Linked DNA regions of Mus musculus: all the other regions are linked to region 1. The links are chromatin loops, found by intact Hi-C in ENCODE. Cell type or tissue: left cerebral cortex. All regions are shown on one strand.

Region 1 (4,000 bases):
ATCGTCTAAGTTCACATATCTGCTCATTAAGCTGTGAACATTCATTCAGTGGTGTTTCTAGCTCAAAGTTTCGAAGTCCCTTCATGATCCTACCATAAATACATACTCAGGTCTGTCAGAGCATATTCTGATACCAATTTTTGTCTTAGGGTCTCTATTGTAGTGACAAATGACTGTGACCAGCGGGGCCTGGTGGTACATTCCTTTAGTTTCAGTTCTTGGAAGGCAGAAGAGTGTGGGTTCCAAGCCAGCCTGGCTTTTACCACTGCTAGTTTTTCAACAGAGTATGTCTATTTTTTTCTGGGCCATTGCCACTGTCTCTTAAGAAGTACTCCAGGCTCTGCCTCAGACTATTAGATACCACATGTTTTGATCACTACTTTTTTTGAGGGGGGGGTGGTGTCAGGATCTCTCTATGTAGCCCCTGGCTGTCCTGGAATTCTCTATGTAAAGCAAGCTGGCTTTGAACTCATGGAGATCTGTCTGCTTCTGTCTACAGAGTGTTGGGATTAAAAGTATGCATCAATATACCCAGCCAATTACTATTACGTTTATTGTTATTTTTCTCTTCAAGTGAATTAAAGATTCTTCATTATTTTAAGTAGTACAAACATCTCTGTTCAGTTCCATTTAAAATTTACTCTTTAAATAAATCTGTCTGTATTTTTGTACACCCTTTTATTTAATAAAAAAAGGCAGAGTGCTCTTTTATCTTTTTCAATTTATCTCAATTGTGCCTATATTTCATATTTCTTCCATGAAGCTTTTCCTTATTATTTCTGGAAGATGTTTTTGTCTTCTTATATATAATTTATTTCTCTACGAAATTCACCATCTCGATTTTTGCTCTCAACTTTGTTTCTGCTATGGTTTGACCATATTCCACAAAGTCCATATATTTAAAATTCAATTTTCTGATTTACATGTTAATGGTATTTGGAGATAAGGCTTCTGTGAGTTAGTCAGCATTAGATAAATCAATAAGTCAATGAGGTTGGGTCGACCATGACACTAATGGCTTTAAAAAGACACAGGAGTTAGCATTCTCGTTCTATCATGCTATGTGATGCCCTCTACCAGCATAGGATGTAGTTAAGCCCATCATCAGATGATGAGCGCAATGTTCTTGGTTTTCCTTGCCTCTAGAATCATCAACCAAACAACCAACCAACCAAACAAACAAACAAACAAAATTCTGCATAAATGATTAAAGGAATAGAAAGCAGACCAAGACATTTCAAGCCCCTCTAAGCCATGTTTTAATGTTTAGTAGTGTCCTTACTGTCTTAAAGAGAGAGCGAGAGAGAGACCTCCTCGAATTTGTTGACTCTGTTTTCTCAGAAAATATGAAGTGTATTCAATTTCTCTTCAACATTGTAGGCAACAGCTCACTACACTTAGGTGCTTATCTATAGCATTGCCTTTCCTACCAGGACAGCATCCTATTAAAACTCCACGTAGATAAAGAAACATCTTGAACACAGAAGAGTCAAAAGTATCAACCTTTCGTAGCTTCTTAGTCAAGTGGATTATAAAATCTGTTCTCAAAAGTTGGCTGCGGCCATAATCTGAAAATCAGAACGAATAAATTAGTTTATTCCAGGTAGTTTTAGAATAGCCACTGGCTTCTGTTTTTTACGGCCAAATTTATTGCATGGGCACAAGGCAGGTCACAGGAAGGCGCTTATTTCCCTACACATGACAGAGTGACCACACGCCACTGTATTTTTCTTAAACTTTGTAACACTGCACTTGGATAAATCAGAATCCTTTGGAATAATAGGGGAAACTGAAGTAGGAAACAGCGTTAGTCAAGTGCTGCAACAAGGAAAGAGATGGGCTACAGCAATCCTCTGGGACTGGCGCAAGTGAAAGTCCTGAGGAAAGCCCCTGAATTTTTTTCCACGTCATCTTTTCTGCTTTCAGCACAGACGCGCATGCCGCTGGCCTGGGTCACCATGGAACACCAACGCCATTCTGGGTGAGTTGCTGGGTCCGATAGGAGAAACGCAGACTTCCCTGGCACCGGTACTAAGGCCCTGCGGATGCATGGAATCCTGGGACTTGTAGTACACTAGAGGCGCTCGCCTCAGCAGCTGGTTTACAGAGGACTACGATTTCCAAGATGCATAGGGAACAGGCGGGCAAAGGGAGGTGAGGTTTCGGCCCTAGGAGGCGTCTGCGTTTCCGAACCGGCGCAATTTCGCCGCGTAACTCTTCCCTGCGCTGGCCCCGCCCCTGGAGCCAGGGAAGGAGGAAGAGCTGGTCCCCAGATCCCCGGTGACGAAACCTAACCCGGGAGCGCGGGGAGGGAGGGAGGGCAGGCAGAGGATTTCGCTGGCTGGTGCGAGATCCTGGACGCAAGGCCGGCAGCAGAGGTTAGAGGCGGAGAAAGCAGGGATGCTACGTGCGAGGCTGGTCCGGGTGGGAGTGCAGGAACTCGCTAGGACCGTAGAGCCTGAGCCAGGTGTACCTGGGGCTACCAACCCTCAGATCTGCAAAAGTGGGCGCCAGGTTGAGCATGGGGTGTCGCTGACACCCGGGCTCCACGGGAGACCCCGCCCCCCCTCCTGCCAACCTAAAGGCAAGATCCTAGAGCCCTTGGGTCTCATAGCTAGCTCAAATCTCCGTGGGGAGAGGAGCATGATTTTTTTTGACACTTTATTATTGTTGCTGTTATTTTATTATTTTTATTATTATTTTTCGATCGGGAGCATTTGTAGGTAGCCGGATTTCCTCCGATTCAGAGAAAAAAAAATTATGACACTTGCAATTGGAGTCTTTAATTAGGGGAGAGCTGTTAAGTATTTATTTGTTTTTATGATTTTCTCTGTGAAGAGAAGGCGCATAGAGGGTTTGGATTTTAAACACATATATGACAGCTAATTGGAACATCTAAAAGAATGACCATTGCATATTCACCCTGGCTTTATAGAGGAAACAGCAAGTGTTACTGCAAATTGGAGCAGCAACTACCGGCCAGAAGTGTTTAGGGAGTATTTCCTATAATTAAGGTGGATATGGAAGGAGAAATGTGGACAATCAAAAAAAAAAAAAACCAAAAATAAACAAACAAAAATCCCACAACTTGGTTTTAGTTTGGTAATTATTTTCTTGTGCTGGGTGACATGCAAAAATTCTTTCTCTTCCTCGTTCTCGCATCCTAGATATAGACTGTCAGTTTCGGATCCAAGGACGGTGATGGCAAAGCAGTAAACCGGAGTAACCGTCTGCCTGTCAGATCAGACCTGTCACAGAATAAATCCCACCGCCTGCTGCGAAGCCCCCCGCGCTCCTCAAACTTGGAGAACTGGTAATCCGTGTCTGGATATGCAGATCTCTGATTTTAAAGGCCGGGTGACCCCGGGGAGAACCTCTCCCGCCGCCCAAAGCCCGCAGGTGCAGTGAGGCGTGTGTGCGGGTACTGGTACCCTCGAGGCCCGCTTGACCCCGGGAGAAGGAGTCGGGGAGCCCAGCGGGGTCTTGCTGCTGTGCACCGGCGTCGGCGGCTCCTCTCCCGCAGCAGCAGATGATGGTGGCGGCCAGCGTGCTGGGCTGTGTCTGTGCGTCGCCGCGGAAATTGGCGCCCGGTGCTGTACCCTGAGCCCTTGCAGGTCCGTCGCAGCTCGAGCCTTGAAGAGGACAGAGTCGGCGCTCGGGGCACCCGGGGGTCGCGCGGTGTCGGCTTATCATGGCGGATCGGACAGCTCCCAGATGCCAGCTCCGGCTGGAGTGGGTGTACGGGTACCGGGGTCACCAGTGCCGCAACAACCTGTACTACACCGCCGGCAAGGAGGTGGTCTACTTTGTAGCTGGGGTAGGGGTGGTGTACAACACCCGAGAGCACAGCCAAAAATTCTTCCTGGGACACAACGACGACATTATCAGGTAAGGACCTCTGGGGTGGTGGGAAGGGATTGGATATGGAAGGGTGGGAATAACCGGGGTCATGTCCAAGAACCTTAGGGAATAAAGGATTTTCCTGGGAGCCGCTTAGAGA
Region 2 (4,000 bases), 620 kb before region 1:
AACATTTAATTGGTGCTAGTTTACAATTTCAGAGATTTAGTCCATTATCATGGCCAGAAGCATGGCAACACGCAGGCTCACATGGTGCCAGAGGAACTGAGAATTCTACATCTTTGTCTGAAGGTAACTAAGAGGTGACAGGATTCCATACTGGGCATAACTTGAGCATAGGAGACCTCAAAGCCCTGCCTCTACAGGGACACACTTTCTCCACTAAGGCCATATCTCCTCATAATGCCACTTCCCATGGGCCCAAGTATTCAAACACAGTCTGTATGGGCAACAAAGCTAGCCAAATCACCACAAGGCACCTTTCAGATTCATCAGCCTGAATGAAAAGATCAAGCCTAACTTTATCTCAGAATCACCACAGATTTGGCACCGTCAGAACATTTCAGAATTGATTCATTGTCTGTCTTAGTTAAGGTTTTTATTGCTGCCATGAAACACAATGACCAAAAAGCAGCTTGGGGGAGGAAAATGTTTATTTGGCTTATACCTCCACAGCACTGTACATATCAGGATAGGGACTCAAACAAGGCAGGAACCTAGAGATGATGTAGAGGCATGGGGGGTGGGGTGGGGGTGGGGACTGGTTACTGACTTGTTCCACATGGCTTACTCAGCCTGCTTTCTTATAGAACCCAGGATCCCTGGACTAGGGATGGCATCACCCACAACTGGCTGGGTTCCACTGCTCCCTCCCCCACCCCCCCATCAATCACTAATTAAGAAAATGCCTTATGGCTAGATCTTATGGAGGCATTTTCTCACTTGAGGTTCTCTCCTCTAAGATTACTCTAGCTTGTGCCAAGACTAGCCAGCACACTGACCAAATACCCTTTGTGCCACTAAGCTAAGCAGGTCCTTCATTTCAAATGTCCACCTCAGGATGTTGGAAATGGGGATATTGTTTCAAGGGCACACATTTTCTTCATATGAAGTGGAGATTATCATATATTTGCACAATGGTGAGTATAGTTAAGAATGATATATATTTAAAATCGTTGAAATCTTAAATGAAATCAGAGATGAAAGTTAATTAGCTTGAATTAATCTCCTTACAGTGTACCCATGGGTATACTATGTATTCTTTACAGTGTACCTATATAAAATCACCTAAAACTTAAAAATTCTTTGACATTTTATCCTTGCATATAATGAATTTTGGTAATTTTCCCCCTATTATCCTTCTCATCTCTACCCACTTAGACTTTACCCGCTCTGTCCTCTCAACAAGTCACCCTCTTATTTTCATCCTTATAGAAAAAACAAAACAAAACCTTTTTTGTGTCAAATAAACGTCGGTGGGTAGATATTAGTTGGTTTAATCCCCTCACATGCCCGACCTCCGTTTTCTTTAGAGAACCGGGTCCTGGGGAACGCAGAGAGGGAGCACCCTGCTAGGGAGCCCGAGCGCCGGGTGTCCCGTCGCCCTCACTGTGTACAACGGTCATCTGCCATCTTCTTACGCATGACCCAGCGCGCTCTTGTCTTGGCTTCTGGGCGTCGGTCCCAGAGCCCATAAGTCTTCCTCCCCTGGCGGCTGTCGCAGTCTCCGCGCCACATACCCAGCTAATGCTGCTCGGGAGAAGGCTGGCCGCCATGACCGAGCTGCTCAAGTCTGTGGACTACGAAGTGTTCGGGACAGTGCAAGGTACGGTCTGACCTGGGATGCCAAGACGAGGCCGTGGGAGGGAGAGGAGGAAGCTTATGCCATCCATTTTAGGGACGGTTCTTCTCACTGAGGCAGCGACTTCCGCTCAGCCATGACACAGCAGCCCGGGGCGGGGAGAACGGGCTAGCGCGGGGCGGAGGGAGGTCACCCTGGGTTCCCGAAGAGGACGCTGCAAGCCTATAGGATGGGGGTGGGGGACGCCTAAGTGCGGCAGAAAAGCAAGGGTACCTGAATGATACTGGGTGATTTACTTTGTCAGAGGTTGTAGCCCCTCTCCAGCTAGCAATTTTTCCTTCCTGGGTTTTGGAGATTGAACCTTATATATTTATGCACAGTCTTACATTTGCGTACTAGATTGCTGAAGTACACTCCCAGGCCATTTAAGTGAAGTTTTAAAATTTTTGTTTGATTATAAGCTTAAATAGATGCATAGAATATAATGTCTGACTTACTTTAAATCTTTATATTTGTAATTTAAAACGTTAAAACATTCTTTTAATTTTTTCTAACGCAACTTGACATAGTAGTGCATGTAGTCCTTATGCAGAAGAAGGTGGATATTTGAGTTCAAGACCAGGCTGGTCTATACACTTGAGAAAATTATCTAATGGCGTATAAATACTGTAACTATTTAATGTATATCATCCATTTAAAAGAAGAAAACTTTTTGAGACTGGAAATGTAGCTCAGTAGAGTGCTTGCTTAATAGTCACCAAGCCCTGGAATGGGTGCTCTGCTCTGTACCAGACCAAGGACGAGCTAGTCCTTATAAGCCTGTAATGCAGGTTCCGGTCTTCAACATAAAAATAATGCCTTTCTTTTTCTTTTTCTTTTTCTTTTTCTTTTTCTTTTTCTTTTTCTTTTTCTTTTTCTTTTTCTTTTTCTTTTTCTTTTTCTTTTTCTTTTTCTTTTTCTTTTTCTTTTTCTTTTTCCTTTTCCTTTTCCTTCTCCTTCTCCTTCTCTTTCTCTTTCTCTTTCTCTTTCTCTTTCTCTTTCTCTTTCTCTTTCTCTTTCTCTTTCTCTTTCTCTTTCTCTTTCTCTTTTCTCTTTCTCTTTCTCTTTCCCTTTCCCTTTTCCTTTTCCTCTTTCTCCTCCTCCTCCTCCTCCTCCTCCTCCTCCTCCTCCTCCTTCTCTTTCTTTTTCTTTTTCTCTTTATTTTTTCTCTTTTTTGGGGGGTGGGGCGGGGGCTTGAGACTCGGTTTCTCTGTATAGCCCTGGCTGTCCTGGAACTCACTTTGTAGACCAGGCTGGCCTCGATCTCAGAAATCCTCCTGCCTCTGTCTCCCAAGTGCTGGGATTAAAGGCGTGTGCCCTTTAACGAGGATATTACTTCCTGTTTGAGTCGGATTTCCATTCTACCTTCTCCACATAATTTTATTCCATTGTTTGGTATGCATGAGAATTTCTTTTATCTCCATCCCCAATCCCACCTCAGATGTGCTGTTGTGTGTGTGCATGGGGTGGGGGGATACTATGGGATACTTTTCTTAACTTCCTTTATCAATAAGCTTTAGTGATAACCATTAGTAGATTTTAAATGTGAGTTTGTATTGGAAATTTATTTCTAAGTGGGAAAACTGGATTTTTAAAAATGGATCCTTGTCTAAAGGGGGAGGAAGAATATTATCTTTTTATTTTGATATTCTGTTGATATTTTACATTTTGTGGCAATGTATACAGGGTAAGATTAAGGATGGATGAAAGTGTGTTTATAATGAGCCTTTGTTTCAGAGATTTGCTGTGGAAAGAGACGTAGGAAGATCACAGCAGACAACTGTTAGGTCAGGTGTGGGAAAGACTGCATGAGTAAGCAGAAAATTTGAAAAGTTACTGATGAGTCTGTACTTTTAGAAAGGATATTAGGAATCATGGCTAAGTGGTATTGAGCCTGGTTAGTACTTTTGATACTCTGGTAACCTGACCATGTTTGGAATTAACTAAAACCTAAAAATGGAGAGAATACCTGAGAGGTGTTTTGCTTAATTTGAAGTGGGAAGATTCACTTCTAATCCTGATCTTTGAGATGATCAGACACATCTTTAATTCAATTTTTTTGGAGTAGAAACACCCACCCACCTCTAATCTGGGCCTTGCCTTCTCAGGGAGGGCATGGAAGAAGGAAGCTTGCTGTCTTTTCTTGCTTGCCTTCGAATGGCTGCTAGCAAGTCCATTCCTTCACTGGCATTAGAGTGATTCTTTGTGATCTTTGTGATTCTGGTGTATACTGAAGACCAGCTGAGACATCTAGTCTTGTGGTCTGAGCAACTACTGTATTCTTGGACTTTTCAGTCATAGGCAGTCATTGTTGGACTTGTTGGACCA
Region 3 (4,000 bases), 630 kb before region 1:
TAGGATTCTGTTCCTGGTGATCTTAAACAATTCCTTAAAGGTTCTGAGACTATTTATTTTGTTCTAAAATAGTTATAATACTTGTCTAACTTAGTCAACATGGTTTCTGTAAAGTAAATTAAATGGGAGGAAACTGCTGTAAGTTTGAATTAAAATGAAGACAAGATTTCCCCAAGGTATGGTTGAGGGTAAGGTTTTATTGTAGATGTGAAGGAAAGCATAGTTGGGGGCACTTGGAAGGGTCCAGACTGACAATGCCATGAGAAGAGTGAGAGAGGGAGAGAGCAAGAGAGAATGATAAGAGAGAGGTCCAACTGGAAAACATGAGGGGGGGCACCCTCTCAGAGGAGAAGGGGAGGGGCAATGGGGAAGGAATGTAAGGGGGGGCAGGGAGGGCAGTGTTTGGGATGTAAATAAAATAAATAAATAAAATTTGAAAAAACAAATCGAGAGAGAGAGAGAGAGAGAGAGAGAGAGAGAGAGAGAGAGAGAGAGAGAGAGAGAGAGAGAGAGATTATGAGCTGAAGTGTCTGGATTACATGGGAAAAAGAAGAAAAGAAGAAGCCTGGGGAAAGAGGATGGAAGTCCAGCTACTGGGCTAGAGAGGTTTAAGGTAGAGGTGAGAGGTTTTAAAACTTGAGAATAAAACTTTTTCAGCTTCCCAGAAAAGCGTATAAGATTCCTCAAAGAAAGCCACTAGCAATGGGTCGTTCATCACTGATAGCCCTGACATAGGAAAGATAAGCTTGGAGCTGAGTTGGTTCCTGGGAGCTGAGTTGGTTTCTGGTTTCTGGTTTCTGGCCTAAGGAGACAGCAAGGCTGGAGCTGAGTCAGTCTCTGTAATTCTTCAAGGCTTCACCAGGAATGGTAGAACTAACATAGCAACCTATTAAAATTGTACTAATATCACTGCTGCTAGGAAAATTGCCCTAATCCCACATAGAAGGAGCCTGAGAGCTTCTCTGGTGGTTGCCATTTTCATGAATGGTTGACCCCCTGCATGCTGGTTGTTTCTGCAGAAGAAACACCCTTTACTTTTGCATACTATTTGAGTCTGGGTTCTTCCTTCAGCAATTCTTGAACCTTAGCAGGGGCTAGGGTGAGAAGTGCTGGCAGGAGCCACAGGTGACCAGGTTTCTTTGTGACCTGACAAAAATCATCATTATTGTTGCAATGCTATAGTCATTTCACTGCTAACAGTTCTATATTAGGGTTTTATAACTGAAAGGTAAATAATTACAGATGAAATTGAGCAAAGCATTTCCTGTGTTGGAGTAAGCCCATCTTACTTATATAACAAATGCCTCTGAAACACATTGTGTTTCAACTAGACTGATGCATCAATGGATGCAGTATAAAAGCATTATGGCTTATAGATAAAGGCACTTGTCACCAAATGTGATGACCTGATTTTAGTCCGTGGAACCCACATGGTAGTAGGAGATCATCAATGCTCACATGTTGTACAGTGACACTGTTGAATGTGGATGCCTCCTAGACAGACAGACAGATAGACAGATAAGATAGAAAGACAGACAGGTAGATTAAAACCATCTTAAAACACATATTAAAGGAGTCAACCAGCATTTACTAAATGAATTTCCTTAACCTGTTTTTTCTATAACACCCATATCTAATAATAATCCAGGGCTGACTCTTCCATATTTAAGCCGCCTGTTGAGTGAAGAACCCTAACAGTACCTAAATCTGCTTGTCATTGAAAGGATTGCTATGTGTACAGGTTGTTTGGAAGTGTGATTTTGAAACTTTGAAATGAGAGGCAGTCGAGGTGCTGCATTCATTTCTATACTTGATCTTAGCCAAAAGAGCATGAAGTGATGCTGCTAACATTTCTGAAGGGATTATCCAATGCTCATAGCCTGCTTTGCCTTGGATGGTTGGTAGGTGGCAGCAAGAGAACAGAAATTATGCTTTATAACTAAGCAGCATTCCGTAAAGGTGCTTGGTTTGTTTGTATTTAGAGAGCTAGGTTTCATTTGATACAAGCTGGCCTCTACTTTGTAGTGATCTCACTGCCTAGACTCTCCCTAGTTCAGGGATTAAGGGAATGTACCACTGCACCCAGCCAGAAGGGTTCTGCTTAATGTTTATGTTTCATTAATTTATAAAAATAAAATATCTGCAAATGAAGTAGACAACAAATAATGTATCCTACGTAAGCCTGTCCTATAATATTTCAACACATTAGTTTTCAGAAGGTTGGGGGTTAGGTTTATTGTTCTTTACCTTCCTCTCTAATCCACACCCCTAGGTTCTGACTACAAAACCAAGGCTGAACTCCTGATTCTCCTGCTTTATTCTTCAGAGTGCTGTGATTACAGGCATGTGCCACCATGCCTGGCTTTTAGATTTTTTTTTTCACCAGTCTTTATCCTACATCTTTTTTTTTTTTTTAAAGATTTATTTATTTATTATATGTAAGTACACTGTAGCTGTCTTCAGACACTCCAGAAGAGGGCATCAGATTTCGTTATGGATGGTTGTGAGCCACCATGTGGTTGCTGGGATTTGAACTCGGGACCTTCAGAAGAGCAGTCGGCGCTCTTAACCACTGAGCCATCTCGCCAGCCCCCCTACATCTTTTAAGTATTGAACTTTTTAATGCTTCTTAACTGACATCAGGGTATGGCATATTTGAATTTCCATTCTGTTTAATTTTTGATCTACTTCTATTGTGAAGGTTTTGCCCCCAAGCATTAAAGTAGTCAAGGTTTAAATTACAGGGAAAAAAAAGGATGTACTTAGACAGTGTCTTAGTTAGGGTTTTATTGCTGTAAAGAGACATCATCACCAAGGCAACTCTTGTTTTTCCGTTAATTAATTTATTTATTTACTTTACATCACAATCACAATCCTGTATCCCTTCTCATAGGGCTCCTTCCTGTCTTCCGTTCTCCTCTGAGAAGGGGGAAGCCCCACCCAGCCACATGAAGTCACTGCAGAACTAGGTACATCCTCTCCCACTGAGGCCAGACAAGGCAACCCAGATAGGGGAACAGGATCCACAGCCAGGCAAGAGAGTCAGGGACGGGCCCTGTTCCAGTTGTTGTGAGACCTGCATTATTGGGGGAACCTTAGGTCCAGTCCATGTATGTTCTTTGGTTGGCGGTTCAGTTTCTGGAAGCCCCCAAGGGTGTAGGTTAGTTAACTGTGTTAGTCTTCCTATGGAGTCCCTATCTGTTCCTGGTCCCTCAATTCTTCCCTCAACTCTGACAAGCCCTCTCAAGCTGCATCTAATGTTTGGCTGAGGGTCTCTGCATCTGTTTCCATCAGCTGGGTTGAGCCTCTCAGAGGACAGTTATGCTAGGTTCCTATAACAGATTACCATTAATAGTGTCAGGGATTGGTTCTTGCCCATGGGATGGTTCTCAAGTCATTGGTTGGCCATCCCCTCAGTCTCTGCTCCATCTTTGATCCTATACTTCTTGTACACAGAATAAATTTGGGGTTGAAGATTTTGTAGGTGGGTTGGTGTCTTTTTCCCTCCACTGGGATTCCTGCCTGGTTACACAATATGGCCACTTCAGGCTTTATATCCCCCACTGCTAAGAGTATCAGCTAGAGTCTACCCTCATAGACTCTCTGTAGCCTCCCCCATCCCAAGTCTCTGGCACATCCTAGAAATATACCCCCCACTCACTCCCAGATGCCACATATTTCCATTCACTCTCCAGATCCTTTCTCCCTGGCTCTTCCTACACCTGATCTCTCCAGTCCTGTTTTCCTCTGGATCTGCTTTCTCAATCATTTCCCTCCCTTCATCAGCCCCCAATGACTACTTTGTTTCCCCTTCTGAGTAAGATTTAAGCATCCTCCTGTGGGCCCTCCTTGTTTAGCTTTTTTGGGTCTGTTGATTATAGTATGGGTATCCTGTATTTTATGGCTAATATATAAGTGAGTTATATATCATGTGTGTCCTTTTGGGTCTGGATTAGTTCACTCAGGATGATCTTTTCTAGTTTATCCATTTGTCTGCAAA
Region 4 (4,000 bases), 300 kb after region 1:
AGATTACAGCATAGCTTAGGAGGATCTGTTCTGAGAATGCAAAGGTAGTGCAACATATGAATAACAACCCACACATGCACCATAAAAACAAAATAGGAATAAGACACACTCGCCACAATAGTTGCATAAAAAACTGATTAGGTCCAACATCATCTCATGGTAAACAGTCAACAAAACAGCAAGAAAAAAAAAAAGAATTAGCCTCAAACTGATCAAAAATAAAATCTACAAAATCACAGTGAACATGCTGCAAGACTAGCATCTTCCCACTTAAACCTAGTAATAAGACAAGGGTAACCTCTCTTTGACACTTCACACCCATATATGTCCTAGAAGTTTTTGACCAGAATTTGGGCAATGAATTGATTGGACAAAAATAAATTAAGGTATTTGTTGCTAATATGATCTTATATTTAGAATTTCCTAAAGAAGCCACAAAACAGCAACTAGAATTCCTAAACAAGTCTAGTGACATTGTGGGTACAACATCATACAAAGCCAACTGCATCTGACTTAACACAGACTTTCAAAACAACAGTTAACATTCACAAACAAAAAAATTTAATTCCTAGGAACATACATAGCTGAAAACAAATGAAATAAACCGAAAACTTACAGTTAAAAGAAATTAATGGCTGAATCAAGCAGAAAGATATCACACAGTCTTGGATGACATATAACAGTCCTCTAATTAGTCCCAAGTACAAACCCCATCAAAACAAAAGCCCAGCTTGTGTCTCCAACTGAACTGACAAGACAGCTGAAAAAAAATATATCTGGAATAACCAAAGAAATCCTGGAAAACAATAATAAAGTTAAAGGGCTCACATTTCTCCTCTGCAAAATTTCCTGCAAAGCTTTCAGTAACAAGAGAATGGCAAGCTAGAAGTCAGTTGGAGCTACATAGCAAGCTTCTGTCTCAAAAAAAGAAAACAAAACATAAACCCGACCCTACAGTCATATACATGGTTACAAAGGAACATAAGTGAAATACAATCAACTTTTATATTTATAGTCAGGTGAATTTGACAAGGAAGCTAAGAACAACTGGATGTCCAACTGCAGGGGAATGCCACTGGACTCCTTAGATTCCTGTACTTTATATGACATGAAAGGTTAACTTATGGGGTAGAGAGATGGCTCAGCCATTAATGGTTCCCAAATCTCTTTAACTTCAGCTCCAGAGGATCTGACCACTCTAGCCACAGTAGCTATCTGCATTCATGACAAACACACTATTAAAGATGACAAAATATTGTTTTAACTCAAAATAGAATAAAAATCTAAAGATTGGAGTTTAAACTATAAAATGCTTTTAGACAGTTGGCAAAATGGCTGAGTGCACCTGCCACCAAGCTTGCTAAGACATTTTAGCTCCTAGCCCCACATGGTAGAAGGCAAGAATTAGTCCCTATAAGCTGTCTTTTGACCTCTATACACATTCCTACACATGTTTACATGAAGGGTAGCTGTTAAAAATAACAATTTAGTTAAAAGAATAAAGAAAGTGTAGATCTTCAAGGCTGTGTTTCTTAACATATGGTATTAGCATAAACACAAGAAAAGTAAATATACTGAGCCTCTTAAAATAAAATATTTTGTTTCAAAGGACATAATGAAGAAGGTGAAGACAATCTACAAAATGGGAGGAAATACAAAGTAAATATCTGATAAGGGGTGCTAGAGAGAAGGCTCTTTTAGAAACACACAGGTTTGATTTCTATCACCCCACTGTGATTCACAACAATGTGTAAATGAAGTTCAGGGGACTAGCTCCTCTACTGGCCACTATGGGCACCAGGCAGACGTGTGATACACACATACCCAGGCAGGCAGCACACTCACATGCAGGAAATTCTTATGAAAATATTGGATAAAGCATGTTTTTATAAGGAAGTTTCTAACTCATATAAAATGTTCATAGAACACCCCTTTTAAAGATCCAAGAAGAACTGAACAGTGATTTTTCCCTTACAACTATGGGAAACACATAGGGGTTTATGCCAATCTAGTTAAATAATTTAGAAAAATAGATTCATTTCCCTGCAGTTTATCTTTGTTTTCAAAATTAAAAAATATAGAAAACTTTTGATTATTTTGTATAGTGCACCTTACCTAACTAAAATTTAAATTTAAAGGAACCCAGTTTTTCTTTCACTGACTTGGTACAAAGAAAGAAGAGCTGCCTACATTTGGTAATCACAGGCTGTCATCTGCTATAGCTAAAAATAGTGCTAGATCAAATGTGTTACATGCACAAGTCATCCTGTTACATTTTCCTTAAATGAATTTCCTTAAATTTACATTCAACTTAGCCTGAAGTTAGCTTGAAGTCAGGTTTCAATTTTAAAGCCCTATTTTAAAAACAACTTTTTTAAAAAATAAGAATAGTAAGCTCCTACCACCACATTTGACTCATTAATAATTCAAACCACTGATTATTTAGTTCATATAGCTTTCAATACAAAACGGGCTGGCAAACTGATGCACATGACAACAAGTTGAATAACCAGAGTCTGATACCTGGGACCCACAGGACTCATAGATGTCATCCTCCGATCTTCACACACACACTGCAACATGGAGAGCCCACACACTTACACACATAAAAAAATTTTCATGTTGGGGGCATCAATATACAAAAACAGAATAGAAAATATCCCTAACTTCACATTTCCAATTTCTCTAAACCATGGTATAATTTTCCATTCATAGTAAAGTCCATACATGTAATACCATTCTAAATTAAAGCTAAGTATTTTCTCTCTATGTATCTATCTACTTACTTACTCCTAAACACTCCTTGCACAAAATTTGACAATTTTTAGTTATAAAAATTAGTTATAAAAGACTGCATACAATTAAACTAAATTAAACTCAACACCCTTAAGCCCAAATTCTAGCAACAGATGAGATTAAGTTAAAAAAAAAAAAAAGAAAAGAAAAGAAAAAAAGAAAAAGTAAAGAGAATTCTATTGACTGTTGAAATGTTCTTCCTACAGCAAGTACGGAATCCAGTCCTTAAGAGAAATTATATCACAGGCTCAGCAGAAGTTTCAGTAATACTACTAACCACATCTACCTTTTTCCACAGTTGATACTAAGACTACTGCTCTTTTTTTCTTAAGAGTGAGAACCAGGGGCTGGAGAGATGACTCAGCAGTTAAGGGCACTGACTGTTCTTCCAGAGGTCCCAGCAACCACATGGTGGCTCGCAACCATCTGTAATGGGATCTGATGCCCTCTTCTGGGGTGTTTGAAGACTGCTATAGTGTACTCATATACATAAAATAAAAAAAGTAAGTGGTAAATGGTACCACATACAAAAAGCTGCCATAGTAAGCTATGCATGAATAAATTATCACAACATGGGCCAATTTTCAGCCTTTTCCTCATCACTCCTTGGTTGTTCTCATACAAACTATAAAATCAAGGTCTCATACTCCAGCTTTGAAGGTCTATGCAAATAACCTAGCATATTTAGTTTTCTTGGTTTCCTTATGTATAAAACTAAATGGTTACAATAAATGTAAATGACAAGACTCATTATCTGCAGGTGAAATCTAAAATTCTTTTTAAGAAGTATTTACTTTTACATGTGTATTTTTGCCTGCATTTAGTTTGTGTACCATGTGTAACCCTGGCACCTATGGAGGGCAGAAGAGGATGTAGGAGACCCTGGAACTTGGAACTGGAGTTACAAATGGTTGTGAGTTGCCATGTGGGAATCAAACCTGGGTCCTGTACAAGAGAAGCCAGTGCTTATAACTGCTAAGCTATCTTTCAGAACTCCTACGAGTCTTAATTGTTTCATTGCTCCTTTAAGAAAAAAGGAGAATCCTAAATCCCCAATGGGGGTGGGGGGGATGTATCATTTTTAAAAAGAAATATATGTACAAAGTTCAAGGCAAGGAGTAAACCATTAAATATGTCTGTCATTTTATAGAAAAATTATGCATGCCAACTAGGAGGCCCAGGAGGAAAGGACCATTTTTACCTT
Region 5 (4,000 bases), 480 kb after region 1:
AATGATGTGGAATAACACCATCACTTTTTGCTTTTCTGTTTATGTTCACATTCGTGTGGGTACATGTGTGGAGACAGGAGGATCACGTTATATTGAGTGTGTGTGTGGGTCTTCTTAATCAGTCTACCTTTTATTTTTAAATTTTTATTGCACTTCGTTAGTTCGGGGGTAGGGAGCGCTGTGAAAGTCTGAGGGCAACTTGCTAGAGTTGGTTTTCTCCACCAATTGAATCTCAAGGTTGATCAGATCTAGAGCAGATGTAAATTTTCTTTACTGATGGAGCCATCTGGAAGCCCCATCTTATTTTAAGAAATATGTATGTCATGTGTGGGTGTAGGGTCGTCGGCCCCCATCTCTCATTGAACCTGCTGGCCAATGAGGTCCAGGGAGTCTCCTGTCTCTGCTGGCCTACCATGTCACAGACTCCACCAAGCACACCAACCTTTTTAAAAAGTGGGTGCTTGAGTTCCAACCCAGGGTTCTGCATATCGAATATTAGCTACTGTGTCATCTCCTAGCCCTACATTTTTACTTTTCAAAATGTGTAATTTGGAGGCAGCAGAGCTAGTATATTAAAATGAGGAAAGAGCAAACAGAGATTATTAGGGAGTTACGGATCCTCGTTGTAAGAAAACGGAGCACGCCTACGCTTACGGATAGGGTGAAAAGACATTGAGAGGGTGCATTAGAAAGGGCACTGGGTTTGTGAGGTGGAGAAGGGACTGAGAGAAGGCACCAGCTTTTAACAGCTTCAAGTTTCCCCGAGGGCACATGCTCCTATTTTCTCCAGGATGGACACGCTCCACATTTAAACTTATAGTCGAAAACTAAACATTCTGCAGATTTTCTTATCGTATGTTTTTTAAAACGTGAAAAGATGAAAATTCCAATACATTTAACCGTTTCATACTAGGGAGGCGCGTGACGCTCAAAAGCTTCTTCCGATCGGATGAAGGGTAGCGGAAGGGACTACCGGGAGGGGCAGAAACCTGCACTTAGAAAGACTTCGACTATACCTTAGATGTGGCTAGCTCACTACGGTGTGACAGACACCTTCAGCCCCCAAATGCCTTTCTAGCCCTTAAGCCTTCCCTCCGGGGCATTTCCAGAGAGTCCCCACCCACGCGCAAATCATAGTGCCTCATCCCCTGAGTCCTCACCTGACTCTCTCCTAACCCTCACTCCACAGCTTAGACAGTGTAATCAGGTATCCGGGAAGTGTGGAAATGCATCCTGGGACAAGTAGTTCTAACAAGAAGAAAGCAGTGTAAAACTACAATTCCCAGATAGACTTGTTTTACCTCTCTCTTATGTTTCACAAGCCCCCTTTAAAGGAAAGCCTCTCTTAATCGCATCGGCTGTATAAGAAAGCCTTTTGAGGCATTTTTTTTAGTTGAGCACATCATTTCGAGGCCATTCTGAGGTAAACCGAGAAAAGAGCGTAAAGAAACCGAGCGAACGAGCAAATCTGGCACTGCGTTAGACAGCCGCGATTCCGCTGCAGCGCGCAGGCACGTGTGTGGCCGCCTAAGGGGCGGGTCCTTCGGCCAGGAGACCCCGTCGGCCACGCTCGGATCTTCCTTTCCGATCCGCCATCGTGGGTGAGTGTATGCTCTGTGGCCGCGCTCTGGCTAGTGGCGCTACGCGTCGCTCTCACGGGTGTCGTCGGATCTAATCCGTCTCTTTTCGAATGCAGGTGGAGCCGCCGCCACGATGCAGATCTTTGTGAAGACCCTTACGGGGAAAACCATCACGCTCGAGGTACGGGCCACCTTGCCGTTGAGGAAGCCAAGGCCTGACTGAGGCCCTTAGTGTTTGAGGGCGGGTTTCTGAGTTTTGAGTTGTGAAACTTGGCTTTGAGCTGAGATTATGGTGCTTAGCAAAAACAACGTTTGGTTTTCGGTGTGGTACGGTTTAGCCTGCTTTATCCCGAGTGGCGAAATGTAGGGTAGGTGATGGGAGACGCTTTTCTCCGGGCAGACGCGTTCCTGTGCTTCCCCCGCCGTCGCTCGCCCTGGTATGGGGACTAATTTGGATTGTAGCACTCTGGGTAGTTTGCACGCGGTGTCATCTTAATTGATTACCTTTAGCTCACCTCCTCCTTGCTCGTTTTGTATAAAGCTAGCAGTTAATGACTTACTATGTAACCGTATATTAACTACATATATCAAAACTTGGCAGGTTGAACCCTCGGACACTATAGAAAATGTAAAGGCCAAGATCCAGGATAAGGAAGGCAAGTAAAGTTTGTCACTAGAAAAATGACTGGCTTGTGTGACCTAGACACGTTTGTTCTTAAGGTAGAAAACAGATTAATAAATTTAGATGCTTTTGAAAGTAAAATATTCCTGACATTAGTGTCAGGCTATCTGATTAACTGGAAACTCTGCAGGACAAATCTTTTAAAAGTTAATCTAGAACTGTTTACTGAGTCACAAAGACGATAAAATGCTCAGGCTGGGCAATGGCCCAGTCCACACTTTAATCTCAACACTAAGGAGGTAGAGGCAGCCTGGTTACAGAGAAAGTTCCAGGGCTTTTACTCTTGGAAAAAGTTGCATCTAAGTCTGTGACCACTGTTAGCAATCATTTGATTCACAACAATGGGGAATGTACCTTGTTCTATTAAGCCCAGTATTTTTTCCTCTAATAGGAATTCCTCCTGATCAGCAGAGGCTGATCTTTGCTGGTAAGCAGCTGGAAGATGGCCGGACTTTGTCTGACTACAACATTCAAAAGGTTTGTTTGAGGGAAAACATGCAGAAAAAGGGATGATATTGAATCCACTAACACTTGCTGAGCACTGTAGCTGTTCCATGATTTTAAAATATGCGATGGTTGGTTGACCCTTTTTGTAGAGAGCAGTCTCCTGTAGCTCAGGGCCAACTTGAACTGGATTCCTGAGCCTCCTTAAAATTCCTAGTGCTGGAGTGACAGGCCCAACACCACCCAACTTTTTGACAGGCTGGAGTTAGACTTGTTGATGCTACAGTGCTGCTGTTTCATCTTCCACTAACAGGAGTCCACCCTTCATCTGGTGTTGAGACTTCGGGGTGGTGCTAAGAAAAGGAAGAAGAAGTCTTACACCACTCCCAAGAAGAACAAGCATAAGAGGAAGAAGGTTAAGTTGGCTGTGCTGAAATACTATAAGGTAAGTGTGGTGTTAGCAAAACATGGGTTCCACTTGGAATAAGATCTGAGCAACTAACTTTTGGAAGTACTTTTGGAGTTGAAAGTGAACTCCCCTTTGATATTTAAGTGAGTTTATAGAATTGGAAACAGGATTTTTAATTTGGAGAACTGACTTAAACCACTAAAAATTGGTACTGTGAGATCAATAGCTTGAGTCACTTAAATCAGGTTTCAGAATATGTTTTGTGAAATCATCTTACAGTAAATTCTTGTTTTGCAGGTGGATGAAAATGGCAAAATTAGCCGACTTCGTCGAGAGTGTCCTTCTGATGAATGTGGTGCTGGAGTTTTCATGGGAAGCCACTTTGACAGGCATTACTGTGGCAAGTGTTGTCTGACTTACTGCTTCAACAAACCAGAAGACAAGTAGTTGTGTATGCGTTAATAAAAAGAAGGAACTCGTACTTAGTATTGTGCTTTATTGTACATTTAAAGAATGTTTCTTTGGCTGTGTGATGTTGTATGAGCTGCAGCTGTCAAAGCCAATATAAAACTTGGCATCATGGCATGGCATGATGGCAGGCACTAAGGTCAATTCTTTTTAAGGGGTTGTGGAATATCCTGTAGACTTGGAAGTAGAAGCTACAGGACAGTATGTCTCACAAATAAGTTGAAGGTGCCAAGTCAAAGCTGCTTGGAATATATGGGAATAATACTGTATTGGTATGTGCATAAGCTGTTGAATGTTTTCAGTGTTGATTGGTAATTTTCCCCCTATATGAGAGATACAAGCTAGGCATGGTGGTACATAGTTAATTTCAGGACCCTGTATTTAAATGAAGGGAAAATATTTACCATTTTTTTAAAA
Region 6 (4,000 bases), 240 kb before region 1:
CTTCTCGCCGACGGGGCTTGGCACAGCTACTCGGCGCCTGCGGCCCCCGCCCGGCCCCACCCAGGCCCAGGACAGCGCTTTGTTGGCGCCCAGAGCTGCTAATACCTTGCGGTGCTGCTGTGGAGAGACGTAGTGTCAGAGTGTTGTAGAGTCGGGAGGAGCAGGTCACCTAGGTATGCGAGGGGCAGCCTTTGGGGCAGCCTTCGCTTTGGGGGTGACCTCTCCGGCCCCTCCTGGTGGGTGTGGGCACCCAGGCGCACCCTGCAGCAGTGATGCAGGCAAAATCTGCTGGCCTGCTGCTGCAGAAGGAGCCTGATGCTAAGGAGGGACAGCACAGGAGGGAGGGGCTGCAGAAGAACACCCCAGGCTGTGTGGTGCATTTGGTGTGGAGTTGCCGATTTTCTGTGCATCGCCCATAAACCATAGCCACAAACCAGATGGACATTGATTCCATTATTTGTGGAAAGTTAGTGCTTATTAATTAGATGGTCATAGTCATGATGTTGTAGTTATTTCTCTTCCTTTCATTATTTCTGAGAAAATGGATTTTTCCTTTAGGAAACCATCTTTGAAATGAAATGATTTTTCATTTTAGATCATATGCTCCTGAAAACGTTTACTAAATTTTGGATTCAGCTGGTTGTTTTAAAAGAAATTTGTATGAGACTCTTTTAACCTGGTTTTTAATATGATTTTTCTGCAAGCAAGCACAGTTATTTATTTGGATTCTCTATTAAGCATTTTTTGATAAGTGTCATGATTGATAGTGAATTGGTTTTCTCCAGAATCAGACTTATAGGTTCAGGTACTCAGGTGAAGCCTCCAGACATGACTAATGGGGTTACTGGCTTCGTTTATGGCTGCTTATATGTATTTTTGTGTATATATATTGTATAGATAGATGTGGCTGGGGAGGAGGGTTGAGGCCTCTACTGTTGAGATGGTTCTGAAGACCATTTAAGTGTCTTCACAGGAAAATGCCCCGTTAAGCTGCCAGTTCTGTACTTTATTTATGAGGTATGAGGTGGCATATGGGATAGATTTCAAATGTCAATTCAAGCTTTCTTAAAATGTACATGTGAGAGACAGACTTCAGTATACTAACTGGAAGGAAAGGTCAGCTCTCCAAAGCCAGGGGTGAGCCTGCTTTTGTTTTTTGTTTGTAATATCCGGTGAATCTGTTAGTACAGAATAGAACAGCCTGTAACTGTGGGGTGTGTAGTGTCTGTATATGTGTGGAATGTCTGTGATGTGTGTGGAGTGTTATGTAGTGACTATGTGTGGTCTATGTACAGTGTATCTGTGGTGTATGGAGTGTGTGGGGAATGGCTATTGAGTGGAATATGTCTGGTATGTGTATGTGGTATATGTGGGGAGGGGAGTGTTTGTGTGTGCCTGTGGTATGTCTATAGTGTTTGGTATCTGGTATGTGTATGTGGTATGTGTGGTATAGTATATATGTGTAGTATGTTTGTATGTGTGATGCGTGTCTGTGGTGTGTCTGTAGTATGTGGTGTCTGGTATGTGTGTGTGGTATGTATGTGGTGTATAGTGTGTGTGGTATGTATGTGTGTGGTATGTGATGTGTATGTGGTGTATGTATGTGGTTTATGTCTGTAGTGTGTGGTATCTGCTATGTGTATGTGGTGTGTGTGGTGTGTAGTGTATGTGTATAGTATGTATGTGTGTGTGGTATATGTGTGTATGATGTATCTATAATGGATGTGCCTGTGGTGTGTCTGTAGTGTGGTGTGTGTGTGTGTGATATGTCTGTAGTATGTGTTATGTGTGTGTGCCTGTAGTGTATCTGTAGTGTGTGGTATGTGTGTATGTTGTGTGTGGTTTTGTGTGTTGTATATATGTGTGGTGTGTGTGGTATGTGGTGTGTGTGTGTATGTGTACATTATTTGGGCTGTTCAAAGATGGGACTTTGTGGATTTGAACTTCACAGCTGTGTTGGCAATCTGCGTAAAGATTTTTTATTTTATTTTTTTTTAGTGTTTCATGCATGGATTATGCAGACATTTTAGATTTACTATGCTGTAAAAAAAAAACCTGCTGATGTCACAGGAGGTTTAGCTGTTCTAACTTACATACCAGCTGAAGAACTCTGTTGGGTTAAGCACCTGGTATCACCACAGTGACCAAAACTTTAATCTGCCATAATGGAAAGTTCTGGGCAGCAAAAGCAGTGTCCTGGGTCATCTTACATTGGTGAAGAGCCCGGGGAGAGGTCTATCAGTGATGTAGGAATGGGAGCATCCTTAGCAGAGACCTGCAATTTATTTAGACAATTTGATTTTTTTTTTGTCTTCATGTATGAAAGTGTAATGGTCCATGTGGAGGTACTATTTTGAGACAGAAGGATTTTACTACAAAAAAAAATTTTTTTTGTTTTTGTTTTTTTTTTTTTTGTTTGTTTGTTAAACATGAGGGGCAATTGCTGTTGAGTGTTCTGTTGTTAAAGTAATTGAAAGCTTTTCATCTTAAGATCCTCATTTTCACTTAGTTGTTTTTGAGACAGGAACCACTGATCTCAGACTCGGGCTTAAGTGACCTTCCTGTCACCCTAACTAAAGAGCATATTTTTAGTGACAGTCTTATAGTCCACGTTCTTGTATTTCTTTTAACTTATTAACCTTAGTGCTCAGTAGTAATACTGCTTTAATTATGGCCGGACAACGGATTCCTTTTAATGAGCCTTTTCTAATGTTCTGTGGATTTCCTTATGTAGCCCTGGGTTCTCCTGCAGGTTATTGGGAATGCAAACCAACTTTCTGTGAGGAAAGAGCCAGTGTCTCCGTTAAAAATGCTACCACTGTAGCGCTGAGGATTCTCCTCGGAAGCTTCAGTCTGTATGTTTTATCTAAGCACCTTTTCTTCAGAAAGACCAAGTTTAATACTCTGATTGTCTTGGTAGTAGTTATGCCATCCATGTTCAAGCTTATATAGTGTAGCAATAACATTTTTTGGAAATTAATGACTAAAACTTATTCCAAATGGACAGACACATATTTTCTATTTTAACATATCATTTCAGGGGCTGGAGTCATGGCTCAGTGGTTAAGAGTGTACACAGCTCTAACAAAAGACAGCTTCAGTTTGTTTCCAGCACCCATTCTAGGAAGCTCACAACTGCCTGTAACTCCAGTTTCAGGGAATATGACTTTATGAGCACACACACAATACATAGAATTAAAATAAATATTTTAAAAGTCAGTATGGTCTTTGGAAATTAGCAGAGTCCCTCAGTAGATTGTTATGAGTGCATCCTCTTGAGCCCACTCCAGAACTTCCTGCTCACTCTCTGTTTTTTAATAAAATACATGATGTGTTTGAGCATCCGGTTAAGGAACTCTGCCCTGCTTTTCCAAACTATCAAAAGCTTCCGGACATCCTGAATTCTATTTCCCAAGCTGTGTAATGGTGGAAGGAAATGAGAAGAGACCAGCAAAATTGTCCTCTGGCCTCCACATGTGCACTTGGCCTGCCCCTCCTATCTTGCACACATACAGACTTGAGGGGTAATGAATTTAAAATTTCATGGTTTCCTTTATTCTTCCTTCACCATAAAGCTGAAGTATCTCTGGCTATGTGTATGACATGTGTGTGTTTCCTGCCACTAGATGAAGAAACCTGGAGAGTCCTATTTGTTTTTGGTTATCTAGATCAATAGTGTTTTACATTCCTTCCTAGAAGACTTCTGAAGTTTAAAAATTATCACCAGAGGGCTTCAAGAGTGAAGCTGGAGCCTGAAGCACACAGACCCTTTACAGCCTCTGCATCTAGTCCTACCCTGGCTCCATTTTCCCTTAGAGCTGTTTCTCCCAAATTAGTATTGATTATTGAGTTGTGACTGTAAGCAGTATTTCTCAAGTACATGTTAAAAGAATCAGAAGCCAATGAACCTAGTTCAAAATGAACCTTATGCTACCTTGTGCCCCGCCTCTGGTCCCGTCCTCAATTGTATACTTATCATTGCCTTGTTTGTCGGTTAGCT

The links. A loop is a pair of places that touch in the nucleus more often than their neighbours do. Peaks named below come from ENCODE experiments on the same cell type or tissue, not always from the same donor. Only the 100,000 strongest peaks of a DNase experiment are listed, where the experiment ranks them.
Region 2: it touches region 1 in a loop (2.6-fold over the local background); 3 of 42 quality-filtered maps call a loop at or near these places.
Region 3: a loop joins it to region 1, with 2.2 times the contacts of the local background. A loop is called at or near these places in 3 of 42 quality-filtered maps.
Region 4: it touches region 1 in a loop (2.7-fold over the local background); 3 of 42 quality-filtered maps call a loop at or near these places.
Region 5: a loop joins it to region 1, with 3 times the contacts of the local background. A loop is called at or near these places in 4 of 42 quality-filtered maps.
Region 6: it touches region 1 in a loop (4-fold over the local background); 2 of 42 quality-filtered maps call a loop at or near these places.

What each region holds. Positions count from the first base shown.
Region 1 is chr11:30,024,268-30,028,267 of GRCm38, reverse strand. It overlaps Eml6 (echinoderm microtubule associated protein like 6), which reads left to right and starts at 2,235. Exons shown (of 42, transcript NM_146016.2): 1 at 2,235-2,378; 2 at 3,168-3,888. The coding sequence starts at 3,692. In left cerebral cortex, a CTCF peak has its summit at 2,069; DNase peaks (open chromatin) are centred at 2,126, 3,300 and 3,573; H3K4me3 peaks cover 2,469 bases; H3K27ac peaks cover 2,275 bases.
Region 2 is chr11:30,646,958-30,650,957 of GRCm38, reverse strand. It overlaps Acyp2 (acylphosphatase 2, muscle type), which reads left to right and starts at 1,562. Exons shown (of 4, transcript NM_029344.3): 1 at 1,562-1,657. The coding sequence starts at 1,579. In left cerebral cortex, a CTCF peak has its summit at 1,567; DNase peaks (open chromatin) are centred at 831 and 1,687; H3K4me3 peaks cover 1,566 bases; H3K27ac peaks cover 1,280 bases.
Region 3 is chr11:30,655,203-30,659,202 of GRCm38, reverse strand. No RefSeq gene overlaps it. Among named protein-coding and RNA genes, the nearest start is that of Acyp2, 7.8 kb to the right of the region's middle. In left cerebral cortex, a CTCF peak has its summit at 1,899; a DNase peak (open chromatin) is centred at 1,900.
Region 4 is chr11:29,723,584-29,727,583 of GRCm38, reverse strand. The region is part of intron 3 of Rtn4 (reticulon 4); the gene reads right to left. Among named protein-coding and RNA genes, the nearest start is that of Rtn4, 33 kb to the right of the region's middle. In left cerebral cortex, CTCF peaks have their summits at 1,792 and 3,253 (motif pointing left); a DNase peak (open chromatin) is centred at 2,222; H3K27ac peaks cover 1,129 bases.
Region 5 is chr11:29,545,442-29,549,441 of GRCm38, reverse strand. It overlaps Mtif2 (mitochondrial translational initiation factor 2), which reads right to left. Exons shown (of 14, transcript NM_133767.3): 14 at 3,990-4,000. Rps27a (ribosomal protein S27A) reads left to right here and starts at 1,402. Exons shown (of 6, transcript NM_024277.2): 1 at 1,402-1,601; 2 at 1,697-1,761; 3 at 2,182-2,236; 4 at 2,654-2,739; 5 at 3,020-3,151; 6 at 3,413-3,600. The coding sequence starts at 1,714. The coding sequence ends at 3,562. Clhc1 (clathrin heavy chain linker domain containing 1) reads right to left here and starts at 1,492. Exons shown (of 12, transcript NM_028504.1): 1 at 1,302-1,492. In left cerebral cortex, a CTCF peak has its summit at 1,608; DNase peaks (open chromatin) are centred at 398, 714, 1,229 and 1,521; H3K4me3 peaks cover 2,078 bases; H3K27ac peaks cover 1,836 bases.
Region 6 is chr11:30,263,186-30,267,185 of GRCm38, reverse strand. It overlaps a transcript of Sptbn1 not described here. Among named protein-coding and RNA genes, the nearest start is that of Gm8098, 2.3 kb to the left of the region's middle. In left cerebral cortex, no CTCF peak of the experiment used is centred here; DNase peaks (open chromatin) are centred at 1,136 and 1,548; H3K4me3 peaks cover 3,129 bases; H3K27ac peaks cover 1,145 bases.